Linked DNA regions of Homo sapiens: region 2 is linked to region 1. A link is an interaction called in ENCODE POLR2A ChIA-PET data of the cell type or tissue named here. Cell type or tissue: OCI-LY7. All regions are shown on one strand.

Region 1 (8,000 bases):
CAGTTTTTTGTGAGTCTAGCTTCCTCTATGCATCCCATCATAGAGTCCCTTGCGGGGCAGAGCACACGTCCTGGGAAGCTGACATAGGATAGATCTACTCTTCCACCAAATAAAGTGTTTGTATGCTTTACAACATTTGCCTAAATTCTCTGTATTAAAAATAATTTTGTACGTCAGGTGCTGTGACTCACACCTGTAATCCCAACACTTTGGGAGGCTGAGGTGGGTGGATCACTTGAGGTCAGGAGTTCGAGATTAGCCTGGCCAACATGGTGAAACCCCGTCTCTACTAAAAATACAAATATTAGCCAGGTGTGGTGGTGTGTGCCTGTAATCCCAGCTACTCGGGAAGCTGAAGCAGGAGAATCGCTTGAGCCCAGGAGGCAGAGGTTGCGGTGAGCAACTATCTTGCCACTGCATTCCAGCCTGGGTGACAGAGTGAGACTCGGTCTCAAAAAAAAAAGAAAAAAGAAAAAAAGAAAAAAAAATCTTTATTTCTTTGCATGATGTGTAATGCAGTAACATTACAATTTCTCTTTTTTGAAGACATTGTATCTCAGTTTGGAATGGAAACTGTTATCTTACACACAGCACTGATGCTAAAGAAAAGAATTGTGGTGTATCACCCCAAGATAGAAGCGGTCCAGGAGTTCACCAGGTATCACCTCTAATTATAAAAAAGTGTTAACTTTGTTGGCAGACAGTTCGCAGCACTAGATGTTACTGTGTGCTCTGCTGTGTTGCACATTTGCTATAAATAGCATGTGGTGAAATACCACCTTTGGTCTGAAGTTTCTGTTTAGCTCTAGTAGTTCAAGGTTACTGATTTGGACTATTTATGACTATTTTAGAGCAGGGGATTAGCAAACTTTTCCTTGCCAGACAGTAAATATTTTAGGTTTGTGAGCCATATGGTCACTGCCCCAACTACTCAACTGCCTAGGTAGCACAAAAGCAACCATGGAGGACACGTACATAAATGACTCAGCATGGCTGTGGTCAATGAAATTTTATTTTCAAGGACAGGCAGCTAGGCTGTGGGCCATAGTTTGCTGACCCGTTTCAGGTAAATTGTTCCTTCTGTTCAGTTTTATCAAAGACTCTTTTTTTTTTCTTGTTTTAATTAAAAAGTTTTAGAGCAGGACAAAGACTCTTACTTTGATAGTACATATAGATTTTTTAAATTTTATTTTCATTTTTAGTAGAGATGGGGTCTTGCTGTGTTGCCCAGGGTGGTCTCAAACTCATAGGCTCCAGTGATCCTCATGCCTTGGCCTCCCAAAGTGCTGGAATTACGGGTGTGAGCCACTGTGCCCGGCCAAAATAAATGTAGATTTTGTTGTTGTTAATAATTTTTTTGCCAGGAGGGTCAGTTCAGGGCCAGGAGGTGCCTGCCAGGCCCTGTCCCCTCTAACAGCTCCCCCACCTGCCATACAGATTTTTAAAGATTTTTTGTTTACTAAATCTAACTTGTTATTAGGTCCTTTTAAATTTTTTTCATTTTTATTTTTTTTATATTTTTTGTCGAGATGGGGTTTCTGGGGTCTCACTATGTTGGCCAGGCTGGTCTCGATGTCCTAGGCTCAAGTGATTCTCCTGCCTCCGTTGAGATGATTACAGACATGAACCACCACACCCAGCCATTAGGTCCTTTTTTTTTTTTTTTTTTTTTTGGAGGCAGAATCTCTCGCTTTGTCACCAGGCTGGAGTGGTACAGTGGCGCGATCTTGGCTCACTGCAACATCCACCTCCCGTGTTCAAGTAATTCTCCTGCCTCAGCCTCCCGAGTAGCTGAGACTACAGGTGCGCACCACCACGCCCAGCTAATTTTTGTATTTTTAGTAGAGATGGGGTTTCACCATGTTGGCCAAGATGGTCTCGATCTCTTGACCTCGTAATCTGCCCGTCTCGGCCTCCTGAAGTGCTGGGATTACAGGCATGAGCCACTGTGCCCGGCCAGGTCCTTCTTTAAAAGCAAGAGGACTTAGCATTCGTGTTGGGTTTACTGTATGTCAGGCATTTTGTAAGATACCTTAAATTATTAAATTTACTCATAACAAGAACCCTGCAAGGAAGTATTTTTACCCTGTTTTATGAATGAGAAAATTAAGGTTGGCAGAGTATAGGTATAAGGTAATGAAAAGAACAAAGGCTTCATAGTCAGAAAGACCTGAGTTAAAATCTTGGGAGGGCAACTTATTAGCTCTGTGAACACATAAAAGATAATGTTGGCCGGGCATGGTGGCTCACACCTGTAATCCCAGCACTTTGGGAGGCTGAGGTTAGCAGATTGCCTGAGACCAGAAGTTCAGGACCAGACTGGGCAACACAGCAAAACCCCATCTCTATAAAAAAATACAAAAATTAGCCAGGCATGGTGGCATGCACCCGTAGCCTGAGCTACACAGGAGGCTGAGGTGGGAGAATCGCTTGAGCCCAGGAGGTGGAGGCTGCAGTGAGCCATGATCACGTCACTGCACCCCAGCCTGGACGACGGAGTGAGGCCCTGTCACAGAAACAAAACAAAAGGTATTGATTGTTTCTGAGCCTGTGTTCCTTTATCTGTAAAATGAAGATCGTAATATCTACTTACAAGTTTGTTAAGACTGGAAATAATTTATGTAAGATGCTTAACATGTACCTAGCCTGTAAGACACACTTTAGAAGTTATTATTGTTATGATCATGATTGCATCAGATTTTAAGTGAGAGAGACAGAACTTTCACCCTGCCCTCTCTGGGTCCAAAAGCCCATATTTTCTATCCCATCACCTTTTCCCCCTCTACGTATGCTCCTTAAACTGGAGCGGTCACAGCTTCTGAGATATTTAGCAGGGCACCAGGGGTTCATGAAGCCACAGATAAATTTGATACATCTTGTTGCAGTCATTATTCTACCATAAGTTTTTTTCAGAGAAATCTATGTCTTAGGGAAACAAACACACTTGGTTTGCGAGTTTTACTAAAATTTTAAATATAAATGGGAGACTTCCAGAAAATTTCTTGCTTGCAGAGGTGACTTTGAATTTTACCCTTAGACTCCCTTTCCATGGCAGTCTCCAGAGTGGGATTTTTCAGAGGAAAACCTTAGAAGCGTCACTCTTTGCTACCACAGGGATCTTTTGAAACTTCACCTTGAGCTTTCTGTAGCTGATCTGATCCCCAAAAGCAGAGTTTAAAACATTGCAGAGAGGCTGGGTGCAGTGGCTCACGCCTGTAATCCCAGCACTTTGGGAGGCCAAGGCAGGTGGGTCACCTGAGGTCAGGAGTTCAAGATCAGCCTGGCCAACATGGTGAACCCCCATCTCTACTAAAAATACAAACATTAACCGGGCCGTGGTGGCAGGCACCTGTAGTCCCAGCTACTTGGGAGACTGAGGCAGGAGAATTACTTGAACCCCAGAGGTGGAGGTTGCAGTGAGCCAAAATCGCGCCATTGCACTCCAGCCTGGGTGACGAGTGAAACTCCATCTCAAAAAAATAAATAGTAAAACATTGCATTGCTTTAATTTGAAGCCCAGAGGTTAGCACATTTGGGGCTTGGTCTCACCTCTGTCCCTGATTAGCTGTAGACTCTACCCTCTTCATTTCCTTCTCAGGAAGAGGAGAAGGGGGCAGGCTGAGTCTTTAAGGTGTGGACCAGCAACAACTTGAGTTCTTGCCTTGATTCCCCAGGACTCTGCCTGCCCTGGTGTGGCACCGACAGGACTGGACCATCCTTCACTCTTACGTGCACCTCAACGCCGATGAGCTGGAAGCCCTGCAGATGTGCACAGGTAGACAAGAGGATCCCAGGGGAGGAACTGTTTCACTTTTTTTTTTTTTTTTTTCCTGAGACGGATTTTCACTCTTGTTGCCCAGGATGGAGTGCAATGGCACGATCTTAGCTCACCGCAACGTCCGCCTTCAATTCTCCTGCCTTAGCCTCCCAAGTAGCTGGGATTACAGGCATGTGCCACCACGCCTGGCTAATTTTATTCCACTTTAAAGAGGGTTTTTTGTTTTTATTTTGTGCATTCCCAAGTGGGATACTGATCCTTTATTATTTCTTTGGCACATGCAATCAATTTTTTGCCCTTAAATTTTTTTTTTTTTTTTAGTTTAAAAAAAAATTGTGGCCGGGAGCGGTAGCTCACACCTGTAATTCCAGCACTTTGGGAGGCCAAGGTGGGCAGATCACCTGAGGTCGGGAGTTCAAGACCAGCCTGACCAACATGGAGAAACCCCGTCTCTACTAAAAATACAAAAAATTAGCTGGGTATGGTGGCACATGCCTGTAATCCCAGCTACTTGGGAGGCTGAGGCAGGAGAAACACTTGAACCTGGGAGGCGGAGGTTGCGGTGAGCCAAGATCACACCACTACACTCCAGCCTGGGCAGCAAGAGCAAAACTCCGTCTCAAAAAAAAAAAAAAATTGTGGTAAAATGCATATAGGATTTACCTTTTTTTGGCCGGGCGCGGTGCCTCATGCCTATAATCCTAGCACTTTAGGAGGCTGAGGCAAGTGGATTGCCTGAGCTCAGGAGTTTGAGACCACCCTGGCCAACATGGGGAAACCGTATCTCTACTAAAATACCAAAAAAAAAAAAAAAAAAAATTAGCCGGGTGTGGTGGTGGGTGCCTGTAGTCCCAGCTACTCGGGAGGCTGAGGCACAAGAATCACTTGAACCCAGCAGGTGGAGGTCGCAGTGAGCTGAGACTGAGCCACTGCACTCCAGCCAGGGCGACAGAGCGAGACTCTGTCTCCAGAAAAAAAGATTTACCTTTTTTTTTGAGACCAGGTCTTCCTGTGTTACTCAGGCTGGTCTTGAACTCCCGAACTCAAGCGATCTGCCCATCTTGGCCTCCCACACTGTTGGGATTACAGGTGTCAGCTGCTACGCACAGCTACATTTACCTTTTTAACCATTGGTAAACATACAGTTCAGTGGCATTAAGTACATTCACGTTGTTGTTCAGCCATCATCAAAATGCAGCCTGTTTTTGGCTGGGCACAGTGGCTCACACCTGTAATCCCAGCACTTTGGGAGGCCGAGGTGGGGTGATCGCCTGAGCCCAGGAGTTCCAGACCAGCCTGGGCAACATAGGAGACCTGTCTTTTAAAATTTTTAAATTATAAAATAAAATTTAAAAAATGCAACCTATATTTAACTATTTAACCTGTAAAGTTTTTTTTTGTTTTTGTTTTTTTCTTGGGACGGAGTTTTGTTCTTGTTGTCCAGGCTGGAGTGCAATAGTGTGATCTCAGCTCACTGCAACCTCTGCCTCCTAGGTTCAAGCAATTCTCCTGCCTTAGCCTCCCTAGTAGCTGCGATTACAGGCACCTGCCACCATGCCCAGCTAATTTTTGTATTTTTAGTAGAGACAGGGTTTCTCCACGTTGGCCAGGCTGGTCTCAAATTCCTTACCTTAGGTGATCCACCCACCTCAGGCTCCCAAAGTGCCTGGATTGCAGGCATGAGCCATTGTGCCTGGCCGAACTTGTAAAGTTCTAGTCTTAAAAGTTTATCAGTGACTTTTTTTTTTCATCTTAACTTTTTAATTGTTATGGGTATATAATAGGTATATGTATTTATGGGGTACATATGATGTTTTGATACAGGCCTACAATGTATAATGATTACATCAGGGTAATTGCAGTATCCATCACCTCAAGCATTTATGATTTCTTTGTGTTAAGAACATTGTGATTCCACTTCTAGTTTTCTTTTTTTTTTTTTTTTTTTTTTTTGAGTTGGAGTCTCACTCTGTTGCCCAGGCTGGAGTGCAGTGGCACGATCTCAGCATACTACGGCCTCCACCTCCCAGGTTCAAGCGATTCTCCTGCCTCAGCTGCCTGAGTAGCTGGGATTACAGGTGTGCACCACCATGCCCAGCTAATTTTTTTGTATTTTTGGTAGAGAGTAGAGATGGGGTTTTACCATGTTGGCCAGGCTGGTCTCAAACTTCTGACCTCAGGTGATCCACCCGCCTCAGCTTCCCAAAGTGTTGGGATTACAGGTGTGAGCCACTGTGCCCAGCCAACTTCTAGTTATTTTTAAATATACAATAAACTATCATTCACTGTAGTCACCCTATTGTGCTATCAAATACTAGGTCTTATTCATTCTAACTATATTTTTGTATCCACTAACCATCCCAAATTTTCCCCCTCTCCCCACTACCCTTCCTAACCTCTGGTACCCACCATTCTACTCTCTATCTCCCTGAGTTCCATTGTTTTAATTTTTAGCTCCCCCAGATTAGTGAGAACATGCAAAATTTGTCTTTCTGTCCGTGGCTTCTTTTACTTAACATGATGCCTCCAGTTCCATCCATGTTGTTGCAAATGACAGGATTTCATTCCTTTTTATAGCTGCATAATATTCCACTGTGTATATGCACCACATTTTCTTTTCCATTCATCTGTTGATGGACACTCAGTTTGATTCCAAATCTTGGTGGTTGTGAACCGTGCTGCAGTGAACATGGGAATGGTGGTATCTCTTTGATACACTGATTTCCTTTTTTGGGGGTAAATACCCAGCAGTGGGATTGCTGGATCATATGGTAGTTCTATTTTTAGTTTTTCGAGGAATTTCCATACTGTTCTCCATAGTGACTGTACTAATTTACATTCCTACCAACAGTGTACGAGAGTTCTTTTTCTCTACATTCTTGCCATCGTTTGTTATTGCCTGTCTTTTTTGAGACAGAGTCTCCCTCTGTTGTCCAGGCCAGAGTGCAGTGGCATGCTCTCAGCTCACTGCAACCTCCACTTCCCTGGTTCAAGCAGTTCTCTTATCTCAGCCTCCTGAGTAGCTGGAACTGCAGGCACCCACCACCATGCCTGGCTAATTTTTGTATTTTTAGTAGAGACAGGGTTTCACCATATTGGTCAGGCTGGTCTCGAACTCCTGACCTCAGATGATCCACCTGCCTTGACCTCCCAAAGTTCTGGGATTACAGGCGTGAGCCACTGCGCCCAGCCGTCTGTATTTTTTTTTAGAGACAAAGTCTTGCTTTATTGCCTGGGCTTGTCTTGAATTCCTGGGCTCTGGGATTATAGGCATGAGCCACTGTGCCTGGCCATTTTCTTATGAAAATTTTTCTTTCTCTTTTTCTTTTCTTTTTTTTTTTTTTGAGACAGGGTCTTGCTCTGTCGCCCAGGCTGGAGTGCAGTGGCTCAGTCTCGGCTCATTGCAACCTCCACTTCCTGGGCTTAAGCCATCCTTCTACCCCAGCCTCCCAAGTAGCTGGGACTACAGGCACGTGCCACCATGCCTGGCTAATTTTTGTATTTTTTTTTTTGGTAGAGATAAGGTTTCACCATGTTGCCCTGGCTGGTCTCGAACTCTTGAGCTCAACAGTCCTCCCGCCTTGGCCTCCCAAAGTGCTGAGATTATAGGTGTGAGCTACTGTGCCTGGCCTAAACATTTTTAATGTTTTTTATTTCCCAGTGAAGTTATTAATTTATCTGGAATAATTTTTTGTGTAGTGTGTGAGTTTGGGATCTGACTGAACTTTTTTACCCTATGGATAACCACTTGGACCAGGACATTTATTGAATAATCTCTTTCTTTTTTCAGTAATGAGTAATATTACTTGTCATCTGTCACATTTTCTCATTCATGGGTGGGCCTGGGTCTGGCTCTCAGTAGTAGGTTTTGTTTTTGTTGTTTTTTAAATTATTTTGTTTTATCTTATTTTATTTTATTTTTTTGAGACAGAGTCTCGCTCTGTTGCCCAGGCTGGAGTGCAGTGGCGTGATCTTGGCTCACTGCAACTTCCATCTCCCAGGTTCAAGCAATTCTTGTGCCTCAGCCTCCCGAGTAACAGGGACTACAGGCATGTGCCACCATGCCCAGCTAATTTTTTTTTTTATTTTATTTTTAGTAGAGATGGGGTTTCGCCATGTTGCCCAGGCAGGCCTCGAACTCCTGAGCTCAAGCAATCCACCCGCCTCAGCCTCCCAAAGGGCTAGGATTACAGGCATGAGCCACTGCGCCTGGCCACCAGCT
Region 2 (8,000 bases), 210 kb after region 1:
TGATAACCAAGGGGCACAAAGGGCTCCATGACCTGTGGTGAGTCATGGACAGATGGTGGCTAAGCGCCACTGTAAGGGTGGAGAGTGGGTGACGGCACCTTGGTCCCCAGGAGCCCTCTGGCCACATGGCACAGCAGTGCCTTCAGGTCCAAGGCCCAGATGCTGGTGGGCTCAGGGACACTGAGGCCCAGAGCTTCACCCCATCGCTGTTTGCGCCTGTGCACCCTGACACCTGTCCATCATCCCTTGGACCAGGAGTGCAAGGATGACGGGAACACCTGTGTGCGCCTCATGTGGTTCTGCACGTTACACGTGACTGTTCATTACATGTGTTCATTACTAGTGCACATTCATTGTGCGTGTGCATGTTCATCATGTCCACGTGCTCAGTACTCGTGTGCACTGGGGAGGATGTGAGGCAGGGCGGGCCCCTCAGGAGTCCCTCCTTCCTTCCAGCCTCGGAGACTCTGGGGTTTGTGAGGAGCAAGAAGAAGGCGGTACTTGACAAGTGGAAACTGAAGTTCTTGTCCCCCAACATCTAGCCTCCAGCTGGGGAAGGAGACTCTCCACAGAAAGCAAGAGGACAAAACGAGGGCCATGAGGGGCCATGGGCACCTGCCTGTGCCTCTGCCCCACAGGGATGCCCCAAGCTAAAGGGGATGTTCAGACGTGGCAGGCCTGGCCCCTGCTGTGGGAAGGCTGTGGTCTAGTCTAGGGGAACAGCCGTGGGGGATGCCTGGTGTGGGTGGGGTGCAGGGGAGCCCTAGGCCTCACTGCTAGGGGGCCGGGGTCAGGCAGGACTGTGCGGGATACTGGGGCTCACAGCCCACCTGGGAGGAAGAGTGTGTGTGTTTGTGTGTGTCTTGGGCTGGGGGTGTGTCACTGGCTTGGCCTACAGCCCGTCCCTCTGTCTCTCAGCCCAGGAGGCTGGTGGGCAGGCTCACTGCGGGGACGCCGCAGGCTCTGGAGCCTCAGCCAGGCATCTTTTTCCCCATCTCTGCAGGGGGCGGAGGAAAGCGCAAAGGGAAAAGCAAGAAGTGGAAAGAAATCCTGAAGTTCCCTCACATTAGCCAGTGTGAAGACCTCCGAAGGACCATAGGTAAGCTGTCCTGCCTGGGGGCTGTGCGGGGAGTGAGTAGCAGGTGATCCGCCAAGCCGTTTGTGCATTAAGGCAAATGGGTGAGCCGCCAAGCTGTCTGTGCAGTGAGGCAAATGCCAATCAGTGGACACAGTATTGTGCTTCCAGGTAGGGGCTCCAGGCTGACCTTTTTGCTAATCAACATAAACAGGCAACCAGTATTCATTGAATATATGGCATGTGCCGGGCAGAGTGACCTCCTCCCAGTTATCCTTTGAGGCAGGTGCTATTATTTAATATTTCACTTCACCTTTCAGATGGGGAAACTGAGGCACAGAGTGGTTCTGTAACGGCCCAAAGTCACACAGCTGATGGGAGGGTGGTGGAGGTGGGCCAGGCCCAACACAGAGCCACCGCTCATAACTTCTCCCCTTTCTTCCTGGAGCCTGTGGGTCCTGCCCTCAGGGGGCAGCCCAGGCTTTGGGAGCTGAGAGTCAGGTGGGGTGGGGGATGTGGGGTGAGGTGGGGGAGGTAGGGCTCCCCTTTCCACTTGCTGGGGATGTCAGTGCTCCTGAGGAGCCACTGGGCTCAGTGGCACAGCTTAGCCCCCTGTATCCAGCACACACACACCAGGCACCTCCAAGAGCAGCCAACCAAGTGGGTCTGTGCCTGGTCCCACGCAGGACACGGCTGTGGTGAGGAGGCCTGGGTGCCTGGGCGAGAGCGCCCAGGGGACAGGCATGATGTGAGGCCCCACTCCAGAGTGTTTGGGGTCCCGGCCCTTCTCCCCTCTGTGCCCTGGGGTGGGTCCTTCCCCATCACTGCCTGAGGGCTCCCCATCCGCTTATTATTGTCAGAGGTCATGGACGTGCTGAACACGTTTAAGAAGACTCAAGTCCACTGAAGGCTGGGCACGGGGTGGTGCTGCCCAGAACTCCATAGGCCCAGCTTTTCTGGGGACTTCTGCCCAGGGCCTCGGGTGAGCTGCCCCGTGCCTGCCCTGGAATTCAAGGCCACATGTAGCCATTTATTCAGCTTTTCTAAATGGCCTCTTCACGGTCTGTCCCCACCAGTTTCCAGGGCCGGGGGGACTTACCTGCCACCCCCAGGCTTGCTCCGTCCTGGCCCTGGGCCACTCAGTCCACACTCCATGTTTATAGGTGATAGGAGGCCATCTGTGCCCCGCCCCACGACGGCAGACATGAGCAGGTGAAGCAAGGTGGGATCCTGAAGGGTCAGGAAACGTCCTTAAGACCCACCTTCCATCCCTAAAATCCCAGGCACATCAGAATCCCCATGGTGTTCTCGGGCCGAGAATGCTGCTGGCCTGAGGGATTGGGGGCTCTGGGTCCAGGCAGACATGGGTTCAGATCCTGCCCTCTCTGCTGGCCACATGACAAGTTACTTTATCCTGCTGAGCCTGTTTCCCCAGCTGTAACACTGTCTGTGAACCCAGTCATAGGGTGGTGGAGTGGGTGAGATGAGACCATGTGTGTAAAGGGCTTAGCTGGTGCCCTCGTCGGGAGACCAGGGGCCCATGCCCCTCTGCACACTGGCGTGCTTTCCGGAGTTCCCACAGACACCACGGTGCCGTGGATGCCGTGTGCACCCTTGATGATCAGCTTTTCTGCTGGAGGCAGTCGAGGTCGGGTGGAAGAGAAGAGGGGCTGTGTTCCTGGGGCTGTAGCTTACTGGGGAGGATTTGACCACTGAGACTTTGCAGGGGGCCTTCAGAGAGGGGAGCCAGGGAGAACCCCTCTGGTGACTAGCCATTTCCTCATGGGGGACCATTTTGTTCTTCATGCTAATTTTGGCTCAGAGAGAATAGGGCCTGTTGTGGGACTGGGGAGGAGACCTTAGTTGCCATGGTTGCAACTCACCCATGTGTGCCCAGCAAGTACCCCCTTTCTGGTGAGCCAAGCCTTCTCTGTCATTTTCATCCTGGGTCTGCTGGCTGCCAGAAAGCCATTCCTGGATGCTGAGCCCAGCTTCTCCCAAAAGAGGGATGTTACCTCACAACCCATTCACTGTGGCCCCAGGGAACGTCTTGCACTCATCCACAGGGCCACAGGGCTGCTCGGAGAGACCTTTCTGGGGTGTTGAGTTGGAGGTGAGAGCTTACAACAGGAGGAAAGCATCTCCAAGGGGAGCAATGTGAGAAGCGGGCACCTGCGCACAGCCACGCTCACCTGGCAGGGCGGTGCTTCCCGGCCCTGGCTAAACTGTCTGCAGGTGGTGATGCCAGGAGTGCTATGGGGCACAGCCAGATGTGAAGGCCACTTCCTCAGAGAAGCCTCTTTTGACTCCTGAATTTAAATGAGCTCCAGACCAGAGTCTCTCAGAGCACCTGTCCTCTTCTGCCAGAGCACCCTTCCTCAGGGCTCTTTGGGGAGGAACTGGATTGTTAAAATTCACCACTGCGTAGTTGGTGCCTGCCTCACAGGAGGGGCACAATAGATGTTAGTTGGATGAACGAGGGAAGGAAAGAATAAATGAGGTGTAAGTGACCACTCAACTTATGAAGTGTTTCTAATAAATAGAAGAAGAGCATTGAGAGCCAGATACTGAGCATTCATGTATCTGCCATCCAGATGAGAGAAATCTTAACATTTTGCTATATTTTATTCATGTGTTTCTCAAAAATATAAAAGATGAAAATATGAAATATAGGATTTATGGTTCCAGACAAGAGGGAGTAGATGCGGTGTTTCCTGTCCTTCCCGCTAAGGACAGTCAAAAACCCTGGACATTATGTATAAAACAAACATAAGATTTTGAAAGCCGGGAGAGAAGAAGGCAGACTGGCTGGGGACCTCGAGCCATGAGGGACGACACAGCAGTGAGCTTCCTGGGTTTCTTTTTTATATCCCAGAGTGGATACTAGACAAACTTGCAACCCACAATGCCAGTGGGTGCAGACTAAAAAGCTCCTTCCCTCAAGACCAGCCTGACCAACATGGAGAAGCCCCATCTCTACTAGAAATACAAAATTAGCTGGGCGTGGTGGCGCATGCCTGTAATCCCAGCTACTCGGGAGGCTGAGGCAGGAGAATCACTTGAACCTGGGAGGCAGAGGTTGCAGTGAGCCAAGATTGCGCCATTGCACTGCAGCTTGGGGAACTAGAGTGAAACTCTGTCTCAAAAAACAAAAACAAAAACAAAAAAAACCTCCTTCCCCCTGCAGAAAAGCTTTTGCTGGCATAGCTGGTTACTGTAGAACTGTCCCGTTTCTGCTATGGTTCACACGCCAGCAACGCAGACACCTACTTTTTTTTTTTTTTTTTTTTTTTGAGATGGAGTCTTGCTCTGTTGCTCAGGCTGGAGTGCAGTGGCGTGATCTTGGCTCACTGTAACCTCTGCCTCCTGGGTTCAAGCAATTCTTGTGCCTCAGACTCCCAAGTAGCTGGGATTACAGGTACCTGCCATCACGCCCAGCTAATTTTTGTATTTTTAGTAGAGACAGGGTTTTGCCATGTTGGCCAGGCTGGTTTCAAACTCCTGGCCTCAAGTGATCAGCCCATCTTGGTCTCTCAAAGTGTTGGGATTACAGGTGTGAGCCACTGCGCCGCCTTTTTCTCCTTCATGTAACCTATGTCTTAGCATGGGCTGCTTTAACAAATACCCACAGACTAGGTGGCTTAAACAACAGACATTTATCTCTCATTGTTCTGGAGGTGGGGAAGTCCAAGATGAAAATGCCAGCAGATCTGATGTCCTCATCAGTTTTTCCTGGTTTACAGTTGGCTGTCTTCTTGTATCCTTGCATGGTGGGGCGGGGGAGGGAGGGAGGGAGAGAGAGAGAGAGAGAGAGAGAGAGAGAGCTCTTGTCTCTTTTTATAAGAGCACTAATCCTATTCATGATGGTTCCACCCTCATGACCAAATCACCTCCCAAAGGCGTTACCTCCAAATAACGTCACGCTGGGGGTTAGGTTTCAACATGTGTGTTGCAGGGAGGATGCGGACATTCAGTCCATAGTCTAGGACTAGGTTCAGTGCCAACCTATTCCTAGATTCAAAGAGCCAGTGCACCCTGGCTTTCCACCTCTCCCCTGAGACACAGCTTCTCATACTTTGAGATTAACTAGCCCTGCCAAGGCCTGGTGTCCCTCCCAGCCCCCTCCTCCCAAATTAAGACTCTTAGATCTAGGATGGGTGTGATGGCTCATGCCTGTAATCCCAGCACTTTGGGAGGCTGAAGCAGGCAGATTACCTGAAGTCAGGAGTTAGAGACCAGCCTGGCCAACACGGGGAAACCCTACCTCTACTAAAAACACAAAAATTAGCCAGGCATGGTGGTGGGTGCCTGTAATCCCAGCTACTCAGGAGGCTGAGGCAGGAAAATCGCTTCAACTTGGGAGGCGGAGGTTGATTTCCTCACTCTAGGCCTCCTCCCCATAAGCTTCCAGGCATTGCCCTGGGAGCACCTGAGTGTCCCTCAGCTTCCAGTCTGCCTGGCCCCACCTCATTCACTTCCACTGTGGGGGACCTGGGAGCACAGGATTTGGCTCTGAGCTTTTTTCTGTCCATGGACCACCCCCCCGCCGCGACCATGGGCCCCAGCCCTGTCTGTCCTTCTAGGTCCATAAACTGGCCTCTTGGCAGGGCCCACTCCCCTGGGATGGTGTGAGGAACGTGCGTGCTGGCGTGTGGAAATGGATTCTTCTGTTCTGCCGGAGGGTATTGAAAAGGCTCTGTGTGTGAGTGCCGTGGGAGAGAGGCCCGGGAAGGGCAGGAAGGCTGACGTGAGCCGTGGGGCTGCAGCTCGTGGCCACGGGGCCAGGGTCTGGGCCTTCCCACTGTTTACAGTCCGTCGCTGAGGTGTTTGCCCAGTCTCTGCTGGGGTCCTGCTGGAAGGCTTTTTAAAATAAAATTCTCATTTCTTTCCTAGACCAATACACAAACCAAACAGTGGCCAATACCGCATTTATTTTTCTTGTGGACACATGAGCTCACTTTCTGAAGTTCTTTGGGAGGATGTCCTGGGACAGGCTTTGTGCCAAGGGGACAGGGCCCCTTTAGGGTGTGAGGTGGTGCCATGAGAAGGCTCTTGATCAGAGCTGAGGGCAGAACCCATGAGGACCCCAGGATGCCGCCATGTCTGGATGGCCCCGAACGGTGGTCTGTTAAAGCCCTGGCCTTCTGCCTTCAGCCCTGCCCTGGACAGTCATAGACCATCTCTACCTAGCAGCCAGGGTGATTTTTGAAAAATGAAAACTGGACCCTGTGAAATCATTCTCCTGCTGAAACCAACCCAACAGCTCTCCATTCCACTCAGTAAAACCCAGACTCCTTACTGTGGCTTGTAAGCACTTTGCCCTAAGGTGAAGCCTGTAGACCCCTTATCAGAAGAATGCTTTTATAGATAAAATAGAATACATAGGGTTACAGAGGAAACTGATCCTTTTTAAATATACTTACTACATACTTCTAAAATTTATGATACAGAAATATATGTGCTTCTTTGTTAATACTTTATAAGGTCTAACTGTGGGTCTAATAGCTATTGTAATTTTGATTTTTTTTTTTTTTTTTGCCTCAGAGTTTGACTCTGTCGCTCAGGCTAGAGTGCAGTGGCGTGATCTTGGTTCAGTGCAACCTCTGCTTCCTGGGCTCAAGCTATCCTCCCACCTCAGCCTCCTGAGTAGCTGGGACTACAAACGTGCACTACCATGCCCAGCTAATTTTTGTATTTTTTGTAGAGACGGGATTTTGCCATGTTGCCCAGGCTGGTCTCAAACTCCTGAGCTCAAGTGATCCTCCCTCCTCAGCCTCCTGAAATGCTGGGATTACAGGCGTGAGCCACTGCACCCGGCCAGCTATTGTAATTTTGAACTTGTCATGAACCTGAGTGAGCTTTTCAGATATCTGCAACAACTGATAGGAATGGATCTTTGATTTCTGCCGGTGACAAGTCCCCGGCACTGCTGACATCATTGTAGGTTGTTGTCTACATTCATAATTGAAGGAAGTGCAAATTTTCAGTTAGAGGTTGGTGAAAAGAAAGATGACATTTTTCTCCACCCCAGTCCATGGACTCTCTAAATCCTATCCATGGTCCTTTTGGCAGTGCCCTGCCTGTGCTGCCCTATGTGAGCTGGCCCTCACCTTCATCTTGGATCCTTCCCTCCTCCTCCATTCACAAGCTGGTCTCCCTTTTGTCCTTTGAATAACACACGCTTGTCTCCAGCCCAGAGCCTTTGCACCTGTTCTCTCTACCCGGAATGTTCTTCCTCACACTTTTTCTTCCAGGGGACTTTAAGGTCTCAGTCCAAATATCATCTCCATAGAGAAGCCTTCTAAAAAGGAACCATACCCTCCTTCTAATTGCATCCTTTCCCATAGTGCTGTTTATTTAATGTTCTTACCCATAACTCCGTCTGAAGCCATCTTTTCGTTTACTTGTGTATTTTCTGTCTCCCACACTGTACTAGATGTTCTATGTTAATTGCAACTGTGTCTTGCCTGTTTCACTATGAGAACAGTGTCTGGCACATAATAGGGGTTCATTAATACTGGGTGAATGAAGGAATGAATGAGGTGAAATATTTGAAATTAGAGCTCTTCTAAAAAAATTGGTGACATGTGTTTGCTGTACCCATTTAACCTTAGCCAGTAGTTTACACTTAAAGTAATTAAAGTCTGGCCTTAGGAGGCACTGTAGGTAGCATCTGCTGTAACCCACCCCTCCCCCTGCCCACCATCCTCACCATCTGGATGAGGCAGCTCAGCATGGTACATGACTCAGCCACAGTCTCACAGCCACTAAGTGGGGAGGGGAAGCTGGTGGCTCCTGGGGCAGGTTGGTTTCCTCTGAAGCTGTAGTCGGAGTCATGATCACAGTGATGTCAGGTTTTCACAGAATCCTTAGCTCAGGGGACTGGAGAGCATCTTGTCCACCACCCATTGGTGGTGGAGTAAAC

Evidence for each region. ChIA-PET counts read pairs that join two places held together with the same protein. Peaks named below come from ENCODE experiments on the same cell type or tissue, not always from the same donor. Only the 100,000 strongest peaks of a DNase experiment are listed, where the experiment ranks them.
Region 2: POLR2A ChIA-PET joins it to region 1 with 10 read pairs; 3 of 35 experiments call an interaction of 5 or more read pairs at or near these places.

What each region holds. Positions count from the first base shown.
Region 1 is chr10:119,119,795-119,127,794 of GRCh38, forward strand. It overlaps DENND10 (DENN domain containing 10), which reads left to right. Exons shown (of 9, transcript NM_207009.4): 5 at 547-658; 6 at 3,675-3,775. Among named protein-coding and RNA genes, the nearest start is that of DENND10, 20 kb to the left of the region's middle. RefSeq lists an enhancer at 763-1,057. In OCI-LY7, no CTCF peak of the experiment used is centred here; a DNase peak (open chromatin) is centred at 787; H3K4me3 peaks cover 709 bases; H3K27ac peaks cover 1,471 bases.
Region 2 is chr10:119,325,513-119,333,512 of GRCh38, forward strand. It overlaps GRK5 (G protein-coupled receptor kinase 5), which reads left to right. Exons shown (of 16, transcript NM_005308.3): 2 at 1,004-1,099. Among named protein-coding and RNA genes, the nearest start is that of GRK5-AS1, 9.8 kb to the right of the region's middle. In OCI-LY7, no CTCF peak of the experiment used is centred here; DNase peaks (open chromatin) are centred at 3,349 and 7,819.